Linked DNA regions of Mus musculus: region 1 is linked to region 2. A link is a contact called in ENCODE Hi-C data. All regions are on one chromosome and are shown on one strand. Each heading gives the region's core, a stretch centred on a gene start or an enhancer-like site at or near the end of the contact. The rest is flanking DNA. Distances are from core to core; before and after follow the strand shown.

The links. A loop is a pair of places that touch in the nucleus more often than their neighbours do.
Region 1: a loop to region 2 is called in a map of T-helper 17 cell, with 2.5 times the contacts of the local background. The contact joins the promoter of Zc3h7a here to the enhancer-like site in region 2. A Hi-C loop is called at or near these places in 1 of 37 maps with a recorded cell type or tissue (T-helper 17 cell).

The regions. Positions count from the first base shown.
Region 1 is chr16:11,173,055-11,178,200 of GRCm38, reverse strand. Zc3h7a (zinc finger CCCH type containing 7 A) reads left to right here and starts at 1,860. Exons shown (of 23, transcript NM_145931.3): 1 at 1,860-1,981. It overlaps 4930509G22Rik (RIKEN cDNA 4930509G22 gene), which reads right to left and starts at 25. Exons shown (of 4, transcript NR_151506.1): 1 at 1-25.
Region 2 is chr16:11,452,782-11,458,253 of GRCm38, reverse strand. All of the region lies in intron 13 of Snx29 (sorting nexin 29), which reads right to left. Among named protein-coding and RNA genes, the nearest start is that of Gm32100, 130 kb to the left of the region's middle. Within about 2 kb of position 2,018, at least 2 of the 3 ENCODE cell types and tissues checked have a DNase peak (open chromatin) inside an H3K27ac peak, as active enhancers do.

The DNA.
Region 1 (5,146 bases), core at 611-3,110, 280 kb after region 2:
CACCTATCCGGTACAGCACCCAGGTAAGAGGCCGGGGACTTCCCCACTAGTATAGAAGACAAAGAAGCAGAGACCCTTACAACACACAGTATTCTTCAAGGCTAGAGAAGGTTCATCCATGCTCAGCCCTTCTTTTCCTTTGCTCCCTACAGTACATATAATGATGGGTTCCCAGATATATCTACTCTCTATCACCAGCAACTTGTGATTATTGCTACCTTGCCTGGAAAATCACTGGGAATCTCCAGGTGGGATCCAGGACCTCCTTGTTTCAAATGCAATCACCAGGGCCCTTTGAGGGACAACTGAAAGCAAAGACCCAGAGAAGGTGTGGCAAGGAGACCTCATTTAGAGGAAAATACTGGCTCTGGAGATGACAGGCATGACCTACGAGTCCAGGAGGCCTCTAGGAGCTAAAAAGAGGCAAGAGCTCAACACTAGTTTCCAGAAGGGACAAGCCTCGTCAGCACCTGGACATCACCAGTGAAACACCTGCTGCAGACTCTGGTCCTTTAGAACTCTTAAGTTTATGTTGTTTCAAGGCAACAAAAATGTAGGCCATTGGTACAGGAACAACAGGAAGTCCATACATTCTCATCAAGTTTCACTTTGTACTGGCCCAGTACTGACGACTTCCTGAGCTTACAGTAGCACTCTGGGTCCAGACAGAGTGCATCTCAGTGTCTTCCTTCTAATGTAAACTTTTCCCTCTGTCCCCAGTGGTCCTGGACCTGGGTATTTCTTGCTTCATAGCCAAAGAAGACCTGGAACTCCTATCCCCCCCCCCCCACCCCCATGTACTGCTATGACAAGGGTACCCCACCATATCCAGTTTATTTGGTGCTGGAAATCAAACTCAAGGCTAGGCAAGCACTTTGACAACTAAGTTACATCCTCAACCCCTTTCACTTTTCTGCTTGTCCTTTCTATATATCCGCCCAACGGCATGAAGAAACTTTCTAAAACTGCAAATTAGACCTTGTAATTTCCATCTCAGACACTGAATTCCAAATTTCATGCAGTGGCTCATCCTCTTTGAGCTTTCTACACACACACTTTGTCTTCCCTGTCCCTCAGCAACTTAGGCTCAGGATCTTTCCCACTGCCTGGAAGCACTCTCCCTTCTACTGCCCTGACTTGGAGCACTTTTCACATCTCCAGTCGCAGGGACTCAGCCTTACATTGTTCTGTCTGGGGTAATGTACACCTGACCACTGAAACACCGGTGAATACAGCGACATATAAGTTGAGATGAAGGCCAGGGAGAACAAGAGCTTGTGTTGGCTCTGAGATCCGTCCCTACATTCATTTGCAAAAATACCGCATTTTGTTTTCAAGATGATAAAAACAGTGACTGCGAGTAGGATAGGGAATTGAGGACAAGTTCCGAAGTGACGCTCCGGCGTCCGAATGAGTTTAGGTCACCTCCCTGTTCAACGCGGGTCCCTATGCCTGTCATTCATTTGAAAGGACACGACTGTATGGCTGTTTTCAGGGTGACGGTAACAGTATCGGAATGCAAAGCAGGACGCTCAGGATAAGTTACTGCAGAGAACAGATTCCGAAGGAAGTGACACCCTGGTGCCCAGATGAATCTAGGTCTCCTTCCAGTCCTACTTTGGTATCCAAGCGGTGTGGGAGAGGGCGATGATGCTGGGCTCAAGAGCTTGCGGTCTCTCACCCCCTTCCGTGTGGCCGCCCAGGGTTCCGCCTATCGCCGCCGCTTCCGCAGCCCCGAGGCCCCGACGTGGCGCCTCCAACCCCGGGCTGACACTGGCAACGCAGCCAATGGTAGCGTTTGCGGGGCGGCGCGCGAGGCCTCCCGCCGCCAGAGGGCGCCGCCCCGAGCGTCGCGGGCTGGCAGCTGCGGTGGGTCGCCCAGGGAAGCTGCGAGACTGTGAGAGCTCTTGAGCCGGTGAACGCACATCCCGCTGTCGCCTCCGCACTCCGCGCCCCTCGGCTCCTGGGTGCCGCCCCGCAGGTGAGGGAAGGGGACGCGCGGGCGTCGCGGGCAGGGTCGCGCTCTTCCAATCGCGTGCGTGCGCCGCGTCGCTTCGTGAGCACGCGCGGCCGTTAACGGACTTCAGGCGGGGGAGGGGCGCGGACCCCCGAACCGGCTGCACGGGCTCCTCGGGAGTCGTAATCCGGGCACGCGCGGCGGCCCCTGCCACCTGGACTGCCTGGCCGACATCCACGCACTAGCTTTTGGTGGTTTAGCATTTCGTTATTCCTGGGTGCTGGGTGATCGCGGGGCGTCCGTGTTAGTAAGTGTCTCGGTTTGGGGACGCTCGCGACGCCAGCTGAGTGCGCGCTCGCCGGTGTCGGGTTCGCCCCTTGCGGGTGTTATGCGCGGCCCACCCCGCGTATGGGTGGCGACTGGCTTCCGGTGTTCGGCCGGGGTTCGGAGACTGTACGAGGGTTCTCGGTTTTCCTTTCCCCACCCTTAAAGAATGGAGACCTGTCAGTTCCCATTAGCGGGAATTTCCGGTTAGGGGTAGTCAGCGCAGGGGTGTGGTCAGGTTGGAAGGTCCTAGCTGGGCCCAAGGGGTGGTGCCTGCGCTCTGACTGGGTGAATTTATTCCGGGGTTGGGCGTTTTTTGGGTCCCCAGATGTTAAGGGATCAAAGAGGGTCATAGTGTTAGGTATTTAAGACCAAGAGGGTCTGGTGTAGACCTGCGCTGTCCGATGGTAATGTGGCCACTGGTAAAGTGGGGTGGTCGAGCACTGGAATGTGGCAAGAATTGAGATTCACTTTTGGTTTCAATTTGTTTGTTTGTTTGTATGTTTGTTTCGAGACAGAATTTCTCTGTTTAGCCTTGGCTGCCCTGGAACTTACTTTGTAGACCAGGCTGGACTTGAGCTTAGAGATCTGCTTTCCCCTACCTCCCGAATGCTGTGATTTAAAAGCCGTGCCACCACCGCCCCACTCCGGTTTCAGTTTTAAAGTCTGATTTGAAAGATTTCGTTTGGGAGGAAGAAAAAGAACGAAAAAGATCTCCTTGGTAAACTCCTATGCTTAAATCAGCCAGTGTTTAGCAAGCAGTGTGTTATATACTTGAGGTGATACCTGTTGTGGCTACGTTAGAATTAAAACAATCTGTCCAGTTTCTTTTTACTATTTTAGTATGGCCACTTCGTAATTTAAAATGGCACGTACCGCCGGTATCGTATTTCGATTGGACAATGCTCTACTGGACTGGGGGAGGGGCTGGGCGCTCTTGCCATCTGCTCTTTTCCTGCTTCTTTTGGAAGTAGCTGCTTTTCATGGAGGTCTTGAAGGAATCCAAGGCTCTCTTCACCTCCGTTGAAATGATGAGCAGAGCTGCACTGTGTGTGCGTGAGTGTATGTGTGGGTGTGGACTTGGTGTTGGTGTGGTGTTCTTCATCTTTGGACTAAATCAAGTGCATGGACAGTTTTCTCTATTGAAAAATTTCCCCTTTCTGCTCTGTTAGACCAGCAGGGTGCGCTACAGATGTGAATAAGGTTGAGTTATTGAGGTTGAAAATGTCAGTATTTGGAGTGGGGTATTATGCAAAGAACAGGTTGATCAGTGTCCTCAAGATGTACCAAAACACCCCTTCCCAGCTGTGTTCCTGTGACTTTTGGTTGGGGGTTATATTCTATATGCCTACAGGCTCTTGTCTTGTGGTTCCAAGATCTATTAGTAACAATGTTCATTTGCCAGCTGTAAGGTTTTACAGTTGTCAATATTGACTGATTTTTGAAACTGATTTGGGTGTATTCAATCCATTTGTAAATGACTGGTTGATAGTCAACTATAGAAATAGTTTGAGTAGCTAGTTAAGAAGGAGATAGAAATCAAAAACATCTTTAGACAGAATACCTCGGGAGGAAAGTTGCTTTCTAGATAATACCTTTGTGTGCTTTGTCTCAGCAAACCCACATTTTCTCCATGATCTTCAAGTGAAATGTGTTTACAGTGCCGGGTGTCAGCTGCGTGCTGTGGCCTCGGCCACTTAGAGTGAAATGGCAGGGTGCCTTGGAGCCCTGGAGTTCCCCAGCCTGGGCAGCGGTGAGGTCTCACCTCAAACAGCAAACAACAAAACAATTGGAACAAACTTCTGAGATATATAAAAATGAAGAAAAAGTGATTGGTGAGCGCTAGTTCTCCCTCCCTTCCTACACACACACACTCACACACACACACTCTTTTTGTTTTTTTGTTTTTTTTGTTTGTTTGTTTTGTTTTTGAAACACACAAACTAGGGTCATCAGGCTCGGCAGTAACGACTTAACCTGTCTTGCAACTCTGTCATAGCTTTCTCAGTGACTTCATTGATGTTAAAAAAAAAATGGGGTTGCTTAACTTTGCCAGGTTTTGCCCCAACAAGAAGTTTTGCAAGTTTGCCTTTTAATTTTACAAGTTTAGCAATGTGTTGTCTAGTTAATTTCATAACATTATGGAAGATAAGAGAGGATGTGAATTTGGAGCCAGGGGTTGCTCGAGCATGCATGGTGAGAAGGCAAGAAGTGTCAGCCTTGAGCAGGAGGGCCTCCTGAGGATCGGAGCACAAATTATCTCAGTGAAATCTTTTCTTTTGAAGAATCCCAGGTTTATAGCTGAGATGCACAGTGAGTTGCTTTGTCTGGCTGGAGGCTGCTTCCCTTATAGAATCCAGAATCTCTTGGTTGCTTCAAAGTTCCTGCTTGGGGGGTGGGGGGTGGAAGGGGGGATTTAGCTCAAACCAGGAGTTACCTTTCTGGTGCTGTTTGTTGTAGTCCTTTGCACTTTATGAACAAGACCAATGTTGTCACCAAACTGATGCTCCGGAAACTCCAGTTTCCAGGAAAGGGAGCTATCTCAAGAAGAAAGAAGCTGACTCAAGGAAGAGAGAAGCTGTTTCAGGAAGAGAGAAGCTGTTTAGCAGGGTTTGTCTACCTGGATTGCAGCGGGCAGGGTGTGGCATTTTGCCCTCTTGCCCAGGTCTGGATAAGTGAAGAGTCAGCTAATGTGCACTGTTGCAAGATGGGTTCTCAAAATGTTACTTGAACCACTTGGCTTTATTTTGTTGGGTTTTTGTTTTGTTTTGAGGCTGGGTTTCTTATGGTTTCTTATATGTAGCCCTAGTTGTCCTGGAATTTATAGATCAGGCTGGCTTCCAAATCACAGAAATCTACCTGCCC
Region 2 (5,472 bases), core at 769-3,268:
CTGCACTTCCATCACCCAATACCTGGCAGGACATTAACATCTGGGCACCAGACCTGTGCAGTCTGGGTCTCGCCTCTAGAAAGCCTAACTTAATTAGTCTGGAAGGTGGCCTGGGCCTAATAGTTCTGTAAGCTTCCCCTGGGGACTGAAATGTGCAGCCAGAGCTAAGCAGCATGGTTAGCACTTTAACCCAGAGAATTCTTTATTAGAACGTTAGTTATGTCTGAGCAACACCAAGCCAGATGAACTCCAAAAAGTGACTGTAGCCTTGAGGTGTAGGAATAAATTACTTCCATGGTCCCAGCTCTGGCTAAGGATACCTGCAGGGGCCTCTGGGTGGCACTTATCAGCATTAACTCTTGCAAAAAAATCTATAAGAGTAAGACTGTTTCACCCTGGCTTTCCAAAGGAGAAGCATTAGGCACTAAGTGGCCATCTGCCATCCCACATCCACTGGGAACAGAGGCTCCTATGTAAATAAGTATTTCCTTAAATGGTGCCTGAGGCACCTCCCTCTACCCCAGCCTCAGACAGAGCTGACAATGGTAGCACACTCTTGTAATCCTAATATTTTCAAGGCTGAGGCAATGGGACTCTGAGTTCAAGGCCAGCCTAGGTTATACACTAAGTTCAAGAACATCAAGAACAACCTGGGCTATCTACCAAGCTTCTGCCAAAACAAAAACAAAAACCAAACAAACCCAAAGACTAAAGTAAACTGACGCAAAACTAATCCCACCCCTGCCCCACATCATGCCACACTTACACCTGAGCATGGCTGGCGCACAGAATCACTCAGCCAAATGTTTAACATCTGTGTCTATACACCCCATCCCACCCCACCCACCCCTCTTCAATTTAAACACATAGGCTCACGCAGCCATGCTCTGTTCATTTCTAACTGATAAAGCTTACCACAAAACAGCTGCTCTTTGAAGAGTTAACAAATGAACAAGGTAAACTACAGAGCCTGGAAGAACTCCGGCAGCACCAGACTACAGGTGAGCAGTTTCCACTGAGACAGATCTTTGCCTATCCTGATGCTTGGGCCTAACACACAAGTCCCGACTTATACATGGATTCCCCTGCTCTCAGCTGCAAGTTAGGGACCTGGGGCTGCTGCTGAGCATGGAGCAAAGGTGGGACTCTCAGCTCATCACACCAGACAAGTGACTCGTCCAGTAGCCTGAATGAGGGAGGCAGAGGGAAGGGTGACTGGACACAGTAGGTGCTCAGAAGATCACGTGGGGAATCAGGTCAAGAGGATGACTAAACATACATTCTGCAGTGTTTCTGCCAATGGTCCTGAGAAAAAGGACAAGGGAAAAGGCTGAGGCAGGGATTCTCTTGGTGGCAATGCTGCCCCCTTCAGGTGTGGGATAAGTAGGCATGCCTGGCGGCATAGTCAGGCCAAAATGTAGAGTAGGCTGAAGACACCATTCCTTCTGAGAGGCTGGGGCAGTACACAGTGCTGGCTCGGCCTCCTAGGGCCATCTGTAGGAGACTGGTGTAGAATCTGAACCTGGAGCCGCCTCTCACAGATGCTGACAGCCCTTCTCCTCTGGGGTCTGCTGCACTCTGCATTTTCATTCCGTATTTGCTATAAACAGCCACTCTGGTCCTCCCTCTCTATGTGCAAGCTGTGGACCAGGAAGTGCTTTATAAGCTGTGGGTTGGGCCTTATTCGCCAGATACTGAGGCCTAGTGAGGAAGTCTGAGTCTTTGCTCTAGTTTAGAGACCTGTCTTGCTCACTTCCGTACTGGAGTGACTCAGCACTTTCTGCTTAAGCCTGCCTTTGCCTAGCTACCACTGATGTAGAATAACTTTATTGGCTCTGTCAGTCACCCTATACCCTACGGCATCCTTCCCCGCCCTCTACATCATCTCACCTCACCAAAAATCCCCACCTCTTTCTTCAACCCTATATAAAGGAAAGACTGCTACAATAAAACAAGTTCCTGCTCTGACAGACTCCCGGCCTGGGTGTGTTTGTTTTGGGCTGCAACAGTCACCATCCCACTCAGCCCTGGAGAGACTAGGCTGGCCCTGCCAGCAGAGAGCTGGCATCTGTGGTTCACTCTGTCCCAGAACTATCCTAACCAATGTAGAACAGAGTCTGCTTCTATTATGAATGGCTTCTTGTTCATTTCTCTTTCACATAAACTATAAGCTAGCTTCCTAAATCACTTGTGTTATATGTATGTTATATTAGTTATGGACATTAGGAGTGTCACCAAGAATGTTTACAAAAAAGGAACAGCAAATCTGCTAGCATGAAGTCCAAAGACGGCAAAATAGATGACTAACAAGGTCACTAGAGGTCACAGTTTGTGAGACATAAACCACAGAAAGCAGCCAGAGGAGGTAGCATAGTGTACTCACTCCTGTCAGATTCCACTGAGGGCTGTCGGCCCAACGCCACTAATACATTAATTTGGAACATCTAAAGCACCTAAATGGGATGGGGAGGAATCACCATGGGAAGTCTACAGTCACTGCTGCCCATCTAGGGAAGTCCTCTCCAGCCCCACACTCACTCCTGCAGTTCAGAAAGGAAAGGATGCCACCTCCTGGATACAGGGAGCGTTGATCTGGGCCTGAGAGCAAGAGATGCCTGCTGCTGGGGAGACGAGGTGAAGTGGCTGGGCACAGCACAGCCATGGTCTGTTACAGATCCTCTAGTCACCATGAGAGAAGATCAAACCTGATAATGAAGCCAACTGCAAGAAAAAGGATAGAGAGATGTGGAGAAACAGGTCTCCTTCACAGCAGGAGTTCCCTAGCCACTCCACTGCCCTTCTTCAGAGGCCTCTAAGTGGGCTTCTGTCATCCATGAATGCTCTCACTAGCTAAAGCTAAAGTAGAAGGGATTTCCAGAAAGCTTCACTTCCCAAATGGTGAGCAAAATAGTCTTGGAACAGGTAACAAGCAAGTCCAAGAGCTCCCTAGAACTGAGCTATAACTAAGAAGAGCCCAGTGGGCATTCCTTGGAGATAACTTGGGTCAGGTCACACCACCACTAGCCCCACAACACTTCCCTCCCTCACCAGACCAACTTCACTGAGACCTATTTGAGCCAGGCATTACGTCAGCGGTAAGAAAAACCAGGTGAGCACAAGAGCATGCCCCTCCTGAGGAAGCCTCTGGCCTAAATTTGAGCCTTTGGTGGCAGTACGCTATTGTCACTGCTAGTAGTAACTGTTGTGCAATGCTGGTGCCTGAGCATGAGCACCACGGAGAGCCCTTACCTGGGTAGGTCAGGAGATGCTGGACACAACCTTCTGCTGATGAATGTTCTTAAAGTGACAAGAAACAGAAACCCAACTCCAGTTCATCTCAAGAGCAGTGGGGATTCATCAGCCCACACTGTGAGAAGGTCCAGAGAGGCCTTCAAGAGTAGGTTGGAGCCGGGCGGTGGTGGCGCACACCTTTAATCCCAGCACTTGGGAGGCAGAGGCAGGTGGATTTCTGAGTTCAAGGCCAGCCTGGTCTACAGAGTGAGTTCCAGGACAGCTGGGGCTATACAGAGAAACCCTGTCTTGAAACAAACAAACAAACAAACAAAAAGAGTAGGTTGGCCCAGCATCCCAGTGAATCCTGAAACCCAGCTCTCTTGCCCACCGCTCCTCATTTGAGTGCCTGCATACCCTCACCCTATGCTGTCTTCCCTCATGAGAACACAATGGCCAAGGCAGCTCTAGGCTTCATACCCCAACAGAAAGTTACCCAGAAGAGAGAGCCATCCAACAGACAAGAGATGAGCTCCCACCAAAGTTCTGAAGACCCACCCCTGTCTCCATGGCAAAATTAGACCACATGTCATTTCTGAAACAGTCTAGGAACCCTGCAGCAATCTTGCTGGAAGGAGATGGAATTACCTTGACCAAATTAGATATGTTAGACCTGAGCTGGAACCCGGAAAATGTCAGTTTCTGCCACTCCTGTGTAACTTTAATGCTTTCAAATCCTTTTTAATGATGGTTCTTAAACACTTTAACCTCTCTTACAGCCCACCACTCACCAGAGGTAGTGGGAAAGAAAGGATATGAGGGGCGGGCTTATGGACCTGTTTAGAAAGGTTCTTTGGAGCAACTCCCATCTGTGTTATCTAGAAATAGCAGTTCAGTTCACAGGTCAGCAGCAGCAGCTTGCTCTACTCACAAACACTTCACAGACATACAGCAGTCCAGGTTGGTAGCGTCGAGATAACAAACACAAATCAGCAGCAGTGGCGCTACCTAGCAGAGACAGCCAGGCCTCAGCCTCTGCACAAGTCAGCAGGAGGCACCAGGGCCAACAGGAATGCCAGGAAAAGTTCTCAGCTGTGCCAATCTCAGTGAAATGAAGATCAGCAAAGCGAGACCACCAAGTGAGTCCTTTTTATACCCTCCAAACATCCCGTGTCCTCCCCGGGTCTTGCCTCAGCACATGCATCTGTCTCAAAAGTCACTGCCAATCAGTCTGCAGAAGCGGCAAAAAGCCGCAGCACACCACCAGAAGTTGCTTGGTGCATATCTCTCTATGGAGTCCTGACAAATGGAGTTCAACTATACAATGTAAGGCAGACCAATACATGCGTGTTGTTAGCAAAGAATCTTTCATCATGTGTCCTTTAACAGGATTACTTTAGCAGAACATCCTTTCTCCTGTGTCTGCTTCAGCATAACTTTCCTTCATGAGTCTGCCTTGGCCTTTCACCTATGTCCACTTCAATGAAACATTCCTTCATGTGTTTGCCTTAGCAACACAAGTGACTTTCCAAAGAACCCTTAAGTTTCCACTTCACCTGGCTGCCCTGGAACTTGATCTGTAGACCAGGCTGGCCTCAAACTCTGATCCACCTGCCTCTGCCTCCTGAATGCTGGGATTAAAGGCATACACCACTACTCCTGGATTTAGAAATATGTATCTTTTGATAGATATATGCCAGAGCCAAAAGAAAGAGAGGGTCAGCCCACTGGACTAAGTGCTTGGCAGATACATGTCAAGACAGAACATCCCCTATGACCTTGTCCCAGAAAGCAGAGTCTATAGTTCTCTGATAACCAACAGAAAAAGGCAGAGCTTGAGCCTTGACAGACAATATAAGATTTAGAGCTTTTATTGAAAGCCAAAAGTCTCGACAGACAGAGATGCCAGACAGGATCTGAGCAGGGCACTGAGGTCCCTGTTTTGCCTTCCCTGTATAGGCCCACACCCTAAAAGTTGTGCCATGAGGACCTCAATCTCACACATAGACATCATTGTGAAGATCTCACTGGCTACCAGCCCAGCAGGAACAATAAACAAGAGGGTACATACTGACCAAGCAGGGCTGGCACACCCAAGGAAGCTGACCTCCAAATGGAGGCCAGTGTCAAAGGCTTCAAGATGCTTTGGACAAAGAAAGGACTCCAACACCCAGGTCAGACCCAGAGTCTAGAACTATCAACAGCCAAGGCACCAACCAGAACGCTTGTCCACACCCTTGG